2 separate regions of the Mus musculus genome follow, and region 2 is linked to region 1. A link is a contact called in ENCODE Hi-C or POLR2A ChIA-PET data. All regions are on one chromosome and are shown on one strand. Each heading gives the region's core, a stretch centred on a gene start or an enhancer-like site at or near the end of the contact. The rest is flanking DNA. Distances are from core to core; before and after follow the strand shown.

Region 1 (6,618 bases), core at 3,775-6,274:
AAAAGTTCAGGAAAGGGAAGAAAACACAGACTGGAGCACACAAGAAATATAATGACTAAATACAACAACACAGTATCTTAGAACCCTGTAACAGCTAAAGGACAGAGAAGACTTGAGGGAGAAAATTCAGAGAAATATATATATATATATATACACACATATACACACACACACACACACACACACACACATATATATATATATATATATATATATATAAAAGCTATAGTTTAGTTTCTGGTCATATACCAATAATTTCTTACTTGAGTGGGAACATGTTAATTCCATGTTAATTTGTTAATTTGAACATGTTAATTTGCTGAGCATGCCGCCAGGAACCCAATGATAACTGGGTCATTACAGGAGCATGACCCTCTGTGGACCTTTAGATGTAGTCACTACTATGGGTCATTTCTACCTGCAACTCTAGCACTCTTGGAGATTCAGGCAAGAATATCAAGTTCAAAGCCAGCCTGTGCTATTTAGTGTATCTCAACACCTCCATCCTCAAACCAGAGGAGTCAGAAATAAAGAACATCTCCATGTGCTGACTAAAGGGTGTGCCAAGAGTACTATCTTTGCAACCTCTGTAAATCCAATTTCAGAATAAAGGTATTCAATAATTGTAATGGGGTAAGCACCACTGTGGGGTAAGCGTTTGATCTGTGAACATGTATGTAGTCCGGGCTTGCCGCGAGGCTATGTGTGTGGGGTCTAGGGAAAATATCTAAACTGAGTCCTGACACAGAAGCAGGAGTTAATTAACTGGAGGTGCAGAGGGGCTAAGGTAATCACTGTCTAGGAACAAGTTAGACTCTGGACTTGTAGGGTAAACAAACGCTTCGGTACAGCTGGCAGAGTGAGGGGAAAGCTGAGGTAAGAACAGGAACCACCTGTCTGCAAGACCCTGCTCATGAAATGCCAGGTGGAGCAAACACACCGCCCTCCTGCTGAAAGGACCTTTACTCAAGTATGTCTCAGGCCTGTCATTTCATCACAACACTTACTGAGAGCATCTCACCTGGGAGTCCAGCATTAGAGATACTACAAATGTGACCCCACCCCACCACCCCCACCCCCACCCACACCCAGGTTGTGGCAGTTGCACTAGGGACCAAGCTCAGGGCTCAAATGCATATAGGTCAAACACTACCCGTAAGAGGGTCTTATCAGAGACCAAATGCTTTAGGAACACTACAGGTTTTGAATTTTTAGAGTAGGGCTACTTAATGTGACTATGCAAACATTCACAGAAGAGAACACACACCTTCAAGATCCAGAGTGCGTCTGGTCCTACACAGTTCAAACTCAGGGTCAAGCTGGACTGCCTTCTGCCCTGGTTATTTATCTTCATTTTTCCTAATTCAATCTTACCCCTCTCTACAAATGGACTAAAATAGCAGGAACCAAGTTTCACGTAAGTGTTCTGGATTAAACTGATACTTGCTAAGTGCTCAATAGAATATTTGGTACCTGCCAAACACTAAGAAAGTGGTAACGATGACCAGTATTCTTAGAGCGCTAGCATTATCAATAATGGTAGTGAACAAGACAACAAAGATGGCTACACCCGAGAGCTAACCTCTAGGGCCGGGGCTTTTACTCTTCAATCATCTATCCAGTTTTAAAACTGGAGGAGAAGATCTGTTATAGTTAGTTCCTAATAGCGGTAAAACTATTCTACTGCTAAAGCCTCGGTATTTGCTGTTAGTGAACACCGCTGCTGGTTTGTTCCATATGTAGAATAGGATTAATCAACAGATAAGAGGAGATCGCTGGAATCAATAGCTAAACAAATAATGAAGAATAGCTGCATGAAAGGGAAATTAAGAGTGATTCTAATTTCCTTTCCTATTTTTTAAGTGAAAGACATTAGTCTGAGAAGTTTCAATTATCCATGGAAAAACATCCACTTTAAGGGATTTTTTAAGGAAAGCATTTCAAGTATTATTTAGGCAATCTTATAAATTTTATGTTTCCCCTTCCCCTTGGCTGTGGACTCCCCCAACACCGTAAAGGTTTAAAGATGGATGGCACTACTAAAATACCCATTCAATGGATCAGTCAGGTTACCAAGTCGTTTAAACTGCATTTGAGGTGACACAACTGAGGAATAGCACCATCCTTGTATATTTAGTAGGTCTGAGCTCTGCTTGAAGTTTAATAATCATCTTCCTAGAAGATAGCCTTAAAAATATCACCTCACATCCACACCACACTGACTAGTTCACACTCTCTATGTATTTTAAATAACCTAAACAACTCTCTACAGTTACTGAATTTAAATACCTCATTTCAGTAAGGATGACAGTTACTATGAAATGTGTGAACCTCCTGGCCTGTCACCAACAGCTTACATGTATTACATATCTGACCTTAGCACATACCACTTATCACTGAACCAGTATATTATATGAAATATTTTAAAAGGGGCTAATGAACAAAAACTTAACTCTGGACACTGGAGTTACTTGGTAGCAAACCTCTAGTCCACCTTCTCTGCTCTCCCAACTCCTCCTGTCCACCTACGGTTACTAACTATTTCTTTCAAGCTCTCCTTTCCTTCTGGTGGCCCTCCCCAAGCCACAAAATGCTAGATACCGACTGACTACTGCATTTTCAAGCATCCCAGAAGCTGGCTCTACTTACTATTTTTTCAGCCCATTTCCAAGGTAAATAAATCTCTGCTTTCCCTGACAGATCTTCTCATTCTATGCTTGTATCGAATATATGTCCCTAATCTATGCCTCCATCTTTTGTTCAAGTTCATCTTTCCTGATTCAACAAGTTGTACATGACAAGTTAAAATAGGACCCTACTTTCAAGACAAGAATCATAGCTCTTGGTAAGCAACCTTTCCAATACTCAAGTCTTTTGCTTAATTTTACTTTTTCCTCTTTTTTTTCTGATTAGGGAAAATAAAAAATAATACTGAATGTCAAGTCCACATATTCCTTTTACTACCAAGGGCAAATCAAAGGGGACTTAAATTCTTATATGCTTTTAACAAGGCTTAAGTTACACAGGGAAATGGAAACACTGAAGTAAAATTATAGCAGTTATAACAGGGTACTCAAATATCAAAACAATGATAATTAGTGGGAATGTGAATAAATGTACAAAGCATATCACATATAAATGTTAAACACTGCTGAATGACCATCGTTACTACTAAGCTAATAATAGTATCTTAAATTATTAACCCTTCCCGTTCCTTTCTTCACTACTGAAAATAAATGTTTTTTCAAGCTAAGGCATTTGCTGTAACACATAACAAACAACCATTAAATAGCAGTGAAAGACTACTTCTATGATAAAGAAAATCAGTGGAAGGAAACGCTGATGGTCCTGATGAGTAAAAATTTCATTTACTGGCATTAAGCTAACTGAAGTTTAAAGATTTCAGGTTCAAAGGCAAGACAATTTATCAAGCAAGTTAACTTCTGTGATTAGTATAATTCAGTCATTATGGCTGAAGCAGTTAAAAATAATTCCATACGTTCTTGAAGATGTTCATCAAACCACTTAGCAGTTGGGAGGGAAAGCTGAGAACCTCAGTGCCGTCTCGAAACATGAAATATGTTTCAAATGTGTATATTTATATCAAACAATAATTAATTGAATTATTCCAGTCATCCTTATAGCATTCCCTACCATATGAAGTGTAATTATGGTCTAGGCAAAAGCTATGGAGAAGTCAGATGGACCTGGTATCCGGTGGCTTTCAAGTCTCTATGCAATGGTTTTCTTGTTCTAAGATTATTCTAGCTGTTGAACTTGCACCTCCTCCAAATTTTGGCTTGGCCAGAATCTTTCTTTTAAAGAAAAAGAAAAGAAAATCTCTTTGCAATGAAAGAAATTGTGATCTAAATCATGATGACAAGAAACCTTAGCAATTTAAATAGACAAGCCTTGAAATAATATTGTGATCAAAGTATCAAGCAGCCTAATAAAACCCAGGTGCCTTCGCCTTATCATATGTGGTCCTTATTACCACGCTGCACTATTTAACCTACTTCCTGGGGTCAACAACCACTTTCTGTTATTAATTCCTTCCCATTAATGATCTGCTGAAATTACCATGTTTTCTGATAAGACAACTCTTTTTTCAAAAAGAAAATAAAAAAAGTAAAAAGTCAAAGTAAAAAGAAAGAGTGGGTTTTATTTTGAATGTTTCAGAACTGGAGCCATGATTGGCAAGCCTCAGAAACCACAGTGGCTTTGTACTATTAGCATCCATTCAAGGCTCTGCTACGTCCTAGGGAGGCAACCAGATGACCATGGTTAGTAGAGTAGAGTAAGGGCTCACACATTTTATGATAACAAGCAGCAGCGACATGAAAAGCATAAGCACACAAACCTGCTTTACAGCCCTAAGATTCAAATGAGAACGTCGCCCCGACAAAAGTGTATTATTGCTCCAAATACTTCATCCTTCAAAGGTCCCCGGCGGTACAACTTGAAAGGTCGGAGGCAATGTTCCCAGCTATAGGTACTGCTGCCTTTTAAAATGGGAACTAAATGTCTTAGGGAATTTAGGGAGCATAATTTGGTTCCAGAAAGATTTCACGACGGTGATGTTGAAGTGCCAATAGTTATTACATCCACCTCAACATTTGATTCAAGGACTTAGAGCAGCACTGGATTTTAAAAAGGAGGAAATTATTTTAATTTATCTGCCTTCTTTCACCAGCTCAACCCCACCCCCTGAAACATTGGTAAAAACAAACCATTCGGAAGACTTGGCACTAGACTAGGGTGAAGGACTGGCTGAAAACAGTGCAGTAATGCGCCCTTGTGTACCTTCTCCTCTGGGCGTGAAGGTTTTCCACGTGGCTCTGCTCTGTCCCAACCACGGGTTCCAGGCCATCCAAAGGGAAGGTGAGAGTTGGGCATGTTACAGGCCTCCATTTTACACACAGCTACCTACACTAGTCACAAAGACAGTTGCCACAGCTCAGTGTGCCACGAGTGGCACCCAGTGTTCACACAGCCTCCTTACAGCAGAGGGATCCGTTTCTTTTCTTTCATTCTGTTTGCCCAGATGGCAGAGGCAGCAGATTGGAAGCATTGCACAACATATCACTTAACCATACTGTGTACTCAGTAAAGAAGGAAATTCACATGACAGGCTTTATCAGTACTGTCTGTTTAAGTCATCTGCAAAGCAATGGATTCGAGAAAGCCTGTGCCATCAGTCAGGCACCGACTTCTTCCGTTAAATAAAACCATCTATTCGAGCTATTTGCAGATGCAGTCAGTGGCATTTAATAAGAACTTGTTCTACTCGGCTTAATCTATACTTCAGTTAGTTTCTCCATTCTGGGTAGCAATACTAGAGGCTGTGTTGACTTCCAGAGACTGTGCTCAGAATGCCTGAGCTGACTTGATTCAACCACCACTACTTTATGGTTCATGTAAAGCTTAGAGCTGCTCTGGATCTTTAACGAGTATGGTACACACACACACATAAACTTACATTTTCTGAAATCTAGGTTAAATTCAACAACCACAGACTTCAGCTATGGCAATGCTTTAAGTGAATACTGTAAGCTGATTTCAGGTCTGCACCACTCACTGACAGCGTCTCTGACAAACTAGCAGGATCAGTCCAGTTCTCTTCAACTGGATCTCCGTGCACAGGCATGTTAGCTGGAGCTCCCATCTCTAGATGCGCCACTAATTTAACCTTGTGCTTCTTTCCTCAATTCCCTACTTACCATATGATCCATATCACAAATGTGCAAACTAGCAGGGGAAACCAGAACCACAGAGAAGCTCAGTCTAGACCTCCTTTTCCATGTCTCTCAATGGAAATGTATAGTTCCCAAGTGAGAACTATTAAGTCTGCCTGTACAGTTCCCATAATTAGCTACTAGTGTTTTTTCTAGTCAACGCCCTGTAGGAGACAATCTGAAAAGAAACACATGGGTGACTCTGAAGAAAGAGCAGTCTGGCTTGCCGCTCACACCCAGAATCTGTGAAGCAATAGGAAGCACCTAGACACACTAAGGTCTGAGTATGCCGTGTCCTCTCCTTACCATCCCTTTCCTTACTGAAGCACCAGAGGAAAATCAAGGCATCGCCTCACTGTTCTTCACCTAATCCTTCACACTGTTCTAGTACCAAATTTCTACTGTTTTGAAGGTAGAACTGAGCTCGAGTTGAGTTGATAGAAATATGATAAATCAAAATAAAACATTTTAAGGAGAAATAATTCACAATACGAGGAACTTTAGTAATACACTTTAAAACTATGTAAATATAGGTGGTGGTCCATCTCCTGTCTGCAGCCCTCGCGCCGAGGAAGGAGGCAGGAGGAGAATGAGTTTGAGAAGACCCTTAGCTACAGTAAGGTTTCTAGGCAGCCTTGGCTACACGAGGCCCTGTCTCAAACAACAAACACCAAAACAACTCACTAAGCACATTTAAAGCACCGGGAGTTGCTATCAAATGAGGTGAAAAGAATAAAATACACTACTACTAATATACTACTAATACAATGCAAGAATGATCCGTTTGTAAAATTTCAAGAATAAATTATTTTGTTATATAGTAATTTTAAATCACAGAATTAATATTTATTTGTCATCCTACTTTGGATGAATGGATGAGAGA
Region 2 (6,598 bases), core at 3,031-5,530, 43 kb after region 1:
GCTCTTACCCACTGAGCCATCTCACCAGCCCTCAAGGCCATTTCTACAAGTTTGTCAAGCAAGAGAAGCAAATGTGGCCTTGGGTGGTGGGGCATACCTCCAGTCCCAGCGTTCAGAAGGCAGGAGCACACAGATCTCTGTGAGCTCACAGTCAGCCTGGTCTACTAGCAGGTTTCAGGCCAAACATGGTGAGAATGAGGCCCTGTTAAAAAAAAAAAAAAAAAAAAAAAAAAAAAAAAGGAAAGAACACAAAGTCTGTAGGCTTTGGTTGTATCCATATTTTGGTCTGTTCTGGGTTTCTTATCTGTGGTGAGTAGATATGTGCTGTATCTCCCCAGGGAAAATTTTGTCATACAATGGGAGTTAACATAGTATATTTATTGTTCTATTTGTTATGGCTGACATGGGTAAGTTTTTAATTTGAAATTAGGAACTATTTTAAAATGCATCACCTTTATATTTAATCTTAATAACACCTTCAGACAGGTAGGAAATTCCACAGTCAGGTAGCCCACATGGATTCTATACTACAGAATGAAATATATCTGAATATTTCTATCTCTCTATTCAGTGAAGAGCTTAGCAGGACCTTACTATGTTACAGTTTACTTAACTTGTTTTAAAATGCAATTTATTTAGCTAAAGTGTTTATTTAGATAGAATTTCAGGCATAATTTGGGAGAAAAGTAATATTCTTTTTGAGTTAATGCCACATTGAGAAAAATTTATAAATATTTAAATATGAATACAAGGAAGATGATATTACAATAGATACGTTACATGTACCCCTTGTTGTCCATGAAATTAAATAAAATTATACCAACATTCATGAGTGAAACAAAATAACCTTTATGAACTGAACTTAATATTTACCTATTTAATTCCATTTAGACCATGAATTTTTCATGAAATAGTCCTATTCGGGTATTAGTCACACCTTCCAAGAATAAATCATTCTCATGTCACCTTGGCTTCATCAAACTTTTATGAAGAAAAAAACCTCCAAGACCGTGTACCATAACGTCACATTATAAATTATATTTGATCCAGACACAATAATGACTATTAAGAGTATTTTAAAAGTAAAGAAAAATAAACCAATTTTCCATCCACCTCGGCTGAATGGAAATGTCTGGCATAGAAAGGACCCAGTCCCAGAATCCCAGTCAAAGCCAGTGGATAGCAATGATAAGGCTTCATTGTTTTTGCCACTTTTAAATCATGTTTTTCAAAGACTATTGTAGTTTTAAAATGACATCACAATATTTCTTCAAAAGAATTAATTTTTTTATTTTTTAAATTATCAAACTTATATCCTAATACTTCATTGAATAATGGCATTCTTGAGCTTCTGTCTTGGCTGTAACCACATATTGACTTGCCATTAATACTAGGTCATTTGGCATCTGTGCAAAAATACTTTTGGTGGACCGCTTAATGAAAATATTATATTGGATAAACAGTAGTGTTTTCCTGCAAAAGTTGGATCAGGAACACTAAGAGCACAAAATGACTCGGAGAAATTTTCATAATAAATGTGCCTTTCTGTCTGAATACTACCTACCTGGTAGTCACTTAGGAGGTAGCTGGACATTGAAAGCAAAAATCTCATCTTACACAGAGGCATTGAGAAGAGACCTCCACAGAAGTCTTACTCCAGTGTTAGCTGCTTTGTTTTATTGGTGCTGCCAGTTTCCTACTGTGATTAATTTATGACTTAAAATTTATCACGGGCCTGTATATGTCAGAAAAAACACAGCCTATGTAGAGTTCATTACTATGCATATTTCAGGTGCCACCTGGGAGAGTCTCAGAACTTCAAGCTGCTATAGAAATGGCTATCTTAAGCAAGCGCCCTAAGGCTTTCCCTACATACCCAGGGACAATGTTTTGTTTTGGTTTTTAAGTCAATAGAAAATGATTCCAAACTTGATGATCACTGTTACAAGGCTCTCTTGTACTTGGTAAGAAGGATAAGTGTGCAAATTGGCAGTCAAACATAGAACTTGGAAAAGACTATGATGTAGTTCCGCAAATTAAAATAAAAAACAATAACAACAACAACAAAACACCCTAGAATATGATTCAAATTTTTAGTGGCATCCCATATCTTTTTAGAACTAAAAAGTGACTAGAAGTTAGATCTAGGTAGAAAGAAAGTCTTTTTTTTTTGTTTTTTGTTTTTAAAGCTTTTAATTGTTTTACGAGGTTGGGATGATATTTCTTTGTCATGAGAGTCCATTCAGGGCAGAGAGTGTGCATACAGGGATAAAGGAAGGATTAAAGTAGAAAATACTGACAATTATGCTTAAGGACTATGAAACCAGCCCTTCTACAGCATCTCATGATTTCAAACCCCTAATTTTATTTTCCATTAAATGAAAGCAGCCATCTCATGGTAGTACTGGGTTTCAGGTCAGGACTGACTTTATAGAGTACCTTAGTTCAATTCCATAAACCTATAAATTGAAATAAAGGGCCAAATGCAAGCAATACATTTCAATCACATTATAAGTCATTAAAAAAAAAAAGTTCCTTCAATCTTTGGCCAAATTGGCCAAGACTAGATCTGGGACAGATTCCAGCCAGAGACAAAAATGCAAACTCCATACTCTCCAGTCTTTGATTCTTTTACCTTAGAGTGGATACCCTACACAGTTAATCAAATTTGAAAACTCCTTATTCATTGTCTTCATTTAACTAAATTGGTTAAGTAACTTCGAAAGTATTTAAATTAGGGGTGTGTGTGTGTGTGTGTGTGTGTGTGTGTGTGTGTCTTTCAATTTTAACCCAGTATGTATTTTTCCTATGTTAGAAACTCCGGACAGAAAAACGTCTATGAAATTGAGATCAGGCCTCCAACTCAACAAACTTTCGGGAAATGAAACTCTTGGAAATTCTCCTAAAACACTGAGGCACTCAGGCTTGGCTTTGGGATGAGAAGATACAAATAATGGCTCTGTAACTGGCCCAGCAGAACTTGAAGATATTCTTTCGTGTCCCTCAAATTGAAACAACTGACCCTAAGAAATGGCAATTTCATGCTGGAAGAAGGAAAAGACGCAGAGCCTGACACCAAGAGGGAATTTAATTTGTCTTCTGGGAAAGAGATTTCCCAGTCTTAATGCCTTCTTAGAACACCTTCCAGGGTAGGACCAAAGTCTTAAAAAATGATGGACAGTGCCACATATTAACCAAGGTTGGTTAGAATTCAGCATTTCTCAACCTGTGGGTCCTGAGCCCTTGAGGTTCAAAAGACTCTTTCACAGGGTCTCCTAATACCATCAGAAAACGCAGATATTGGCATTATGAATCATAGCAGCAACAATGTTACAGTTATGAAGTAGCAATGAAATTGATTTTATGATTGACACACACCACACTTGAGGAAATATATTAAAGGGCTATATTAGGCAGGTTGAGAACCAATGAGTTAGATATTCATGTCCCTGGCTACCTATGTACACTTTAATTTCACTTCAGGACCTCAGAGATTGACTGTCATAATGACTGGCACCTCCGTTTGGCCACACTATGGAAATCCTTTTTTTAAATATTAATTTGGCTGTTTAGTTTATTTGTTTTCCAAGAGAAGATCTCAATGTGTAACTCTGGCTGCTTTGGAACTCACTATGAAGATCAGGCTGTCCTGGAACTCAGAAACCTTCTTGCCTCTGCCTCCTGGGATTAAAGATGTGTACGCCACCACAACCAGCAAATTTATGTCAATTGGGTTCTCCAGGATGAGTTAGAGACTGTGCTGTCAATTTGGGTAACACCTTTTTACCATAGAATCAGTTCATTCGTAAGGTGTTGTAAAATACCCGTGAACATCAAGGAGTCAGTGTGAGCTCCAGACGCTTAGGAACCACGTGCCCTTTGCTTCCTTGAAGACCAGCAAAACCTCCCAAGTTAAGGTCGTCCAACCTTGGCTCATTTTCTTCACTTGGAAACTAAAAACATTCTTGGGAATGATACATAGTGAATGGCAAGTTACAAAGTGCCTGGGTCAATGGTACCATAATTAGTTATTTTCATATTACTAGTCTTTTAGAGACTTCCTAAGTGTCAGGCAAAGAGCTACACAAAGCAAGGACTATTAGTCCAGCTCGCGAGTGTGCATGTGCCAACCTGCGCCAATTTGCGCACTCCGAGGCTCCTCTGCACAGAAAGCTCCGCCCCCTAAAGCTCGCGCTAGGAAGTGGGAGTGGTCGTTCCTTTGCGAACTACAGAATCCGAGAGGCGGGCTGTGGAAATAAGGGAGTGTACTTCCGGGTCGAAGGGGCTTCGTTCCGGGAAATACAAATTTCTAGGAGTGCGGAAGTGAGGCTGGTGCCGGTGAGTCCGGTGGCTTAAACAGGCATGAAGATCACCAGGCAGAAACACGCCAAGAAGCATCTCGGCTTTTTCCGCAACAATTTCGGAGTCCGCGAGCCCTACCAGATCCTTCTGGATGGCACTTTCTGCCAGGCGGCGCTGCGGGGTCGCATCCAGCTGCGGGACCAGCTGCCCCGCTACCTTATGGGAGAGACCCAGCTGTGCACCACGAGGTGGGTCTGCGGGGCGGGGTCGCGGGTGTGGCCCAGAGTTCTCCACGGTGCCAACCAAGTCGGTTACCTTGGGCCGCGACTGACCGAAAAGTCAGGCAGATGGTACTGTGCCTTGTGAATATTCAGTTATTTCTGAGAAAAATCAGAACAGGTAACATGTGGACCTGACTTGGACTTCTGGTTCCAATTAAAACCAGCTGTGTGGTCTCAGGCAAGAAATGGTGTAGCTGTAGAGAGCATAACTTCTTCAAAGTTGATATAAAGTCACGTGAGGTATCATTTACATTGGACATTTCTCAACATCCAAAAGCTAACACCCATTCTGTGGCGGTTGTTACTTATAACCCAAAGGTTTTCAAGCCTTCCAACTGCCAGTGAGGTTTTATCTTCAATTCCTAGGAAAAGAAGTCAAGGCTGGAGATATTAAAAACTTTACCCAAGGCCATTTTTAAAGTACCAACCAAATGGCAATCACTGCTCCAGACCCTGAGGACACCTTAGTGGGCAAGACGAAGGCCTAGCCTTAGCCTTCATGGGCTGTAAAGTCAACTCCTGATGGCTGTTTTTCACTCCACATCTGTGCCTCCTCACTTCATGTAAGAGAGCACACCTAGGGTAGCACACCCGGGAGCAGGAGTGTGTGAGAGGGGTGGGCGTGGGGGGTGCGGGTGGGGGTTATTTTAAAAGGTCTCATAGAATCGATGTTCGACCCCCTCTGAGGCTTGTTTAGAACTGAGGAGGAAATGTCTGTTTTCAATGATAGAAATAGTAATGTTATTGTTTTAGAGAACTTTTGAACAAATAGAATTGGTTGATGCCTGAACCATATTTAATTTTGGGACTTGAAGATATATATTATATCTAATATTATGGGACATGAAAATAGGGAAAAGGTAAACTGAAGCTAGACCATGAATAAGAATTTTAGTAGTTTTTGTGGAATATTTATTTAAGTAAATAAATTGAGTTCAACTACAGCTTACAAATAGCCAGTTAAGGTGTTCTTTATACATTTGTCCGAGTCAAGCCGTGACGTGTGCTGTTCATGTTCTACTTTGCAGTAAACAGCCTTCCACATTTAGAATTTCTTAAGTAATGCTCTTTCCGAGTTGCAGATAACCTCAAAGTTTTAATCTCAGGCTGGAAAGATGGCTCAGTTGTTAAGCATGCTTCCTGCCCTTCCAGAGGACCTGAGATGGTTCCTAGCATCACTGTCAGGGGTCTCACAACTGCTTGTAACTCCAGCTCCAGGGGCTCCAACACCCTCTTCTGGCCTCTACAGCTAACCACCCACATATACATAAAAAAAATTTTTTTTTTTTTTGGAGTCTAGGTGATGGTTTCAAAACAGGGTTTCCCTGTGTATCCCTGGCTGCCCTGGAACTCACTTTGTATATCAGGATGGCCTTGAACTCAGAGATTCTCCTGCCTCTGCCTTCTGAAATCTGGGATTAAAGGTGTGTGGCACCACCATCACCCAGCCCAACACACACAAACTTTTAAATATGATCCCTTTAGCCTTAGGAGCTGCCTGTACAGCTTTTAACAGCCTCTGTCCCTGGATTAGCTGCTTCTGAATGTAAGTAGTTTGTTTCCTCCCACGTGCCATACCAATACTAACAGTCCCGTGCTGTGATACAACCAGGCGGGAAGTACTACATGTACATGTCATAGTTCCCCAAGGACTTCAACTACGGAGTCACTCAAGGGAGGTTACACCTGTGATACAAATACTCTGCAAGGCTGAGTCAGGAGGAGTACCATGAGTTTGAAGAAGGCCTGGCAAGAGCCATTCTCAAGGAGGAAGAAGAGAAAGGACAACAACCACTTAACTTTGGGAATTTTTGTTTTTTTTGTGGTTTGGGATTTTGTTTGTTTAGTTGGTTGGTTTTTTGTTGTTGTTGTTTTGGTTTTTTGTTTGTTTGTTTTATACAAGATTTCTCTGTGTAGCCCTGGCTGTTCTGAAACATGCTCTATAGACCAGGCTGGCCTCAAACTCAGAGATCACCTGCCTCTGCTTCTTTCTGCTTCTGCCCCTCTGCCCCTCT

Evidence for each region. Hi-C counts contacts between places; a loop is a spot of excess contacts on that map. ChIA-PET counts read pairs that join two places held with the same protein, here RNA polymerase II (POLR2A).
Region 2: a loop to region 1 is called in a map of T-helper 17 cell, with 2.2 times the contacts of the local background. The contact joins the promoter of Utp23 here to the enhancer-like site in region 1. A Hi-C loop is called at or near these places in 1 of 37 maps with a recorded cell type or tissue (T-helper 17 cell). POLR2A ChIA-PET finds 5 or more read pairs at or near these places in 2 of 5 experiments (Patski and embryonic stem cell).

What each region holds. Positions count from the first base shown.
Region 1 is chr15:51,829,249-51,835,866 of GRCm38, forward strand. All of the region lies in intron 2 of Eif3h (eukaryotic translation initiation factor 3, subunit H), which reads right to left. Among named protein-coding and RNA genes, the nearest start is that of Eif3h, 33 kb to the right of the region's middle. Within about 2 kb of position 5,025, at least 1 of the 3 ENCODE cell types and tissues checked has a DNase peak (open chromatin) inside an H3K27ac peak, as active enhancers do.
Region 2 is chr15:51,873,161-51,879,758 of GRCm38, forward strand. It overlaps Utp23 (UTP23 small subunit processome component), which reads left to right and starts at 4,281. Exons shown (of 3, transcript NM_030132.5): 1 at 4,281-4,550. The coding sequence starts at 4,363.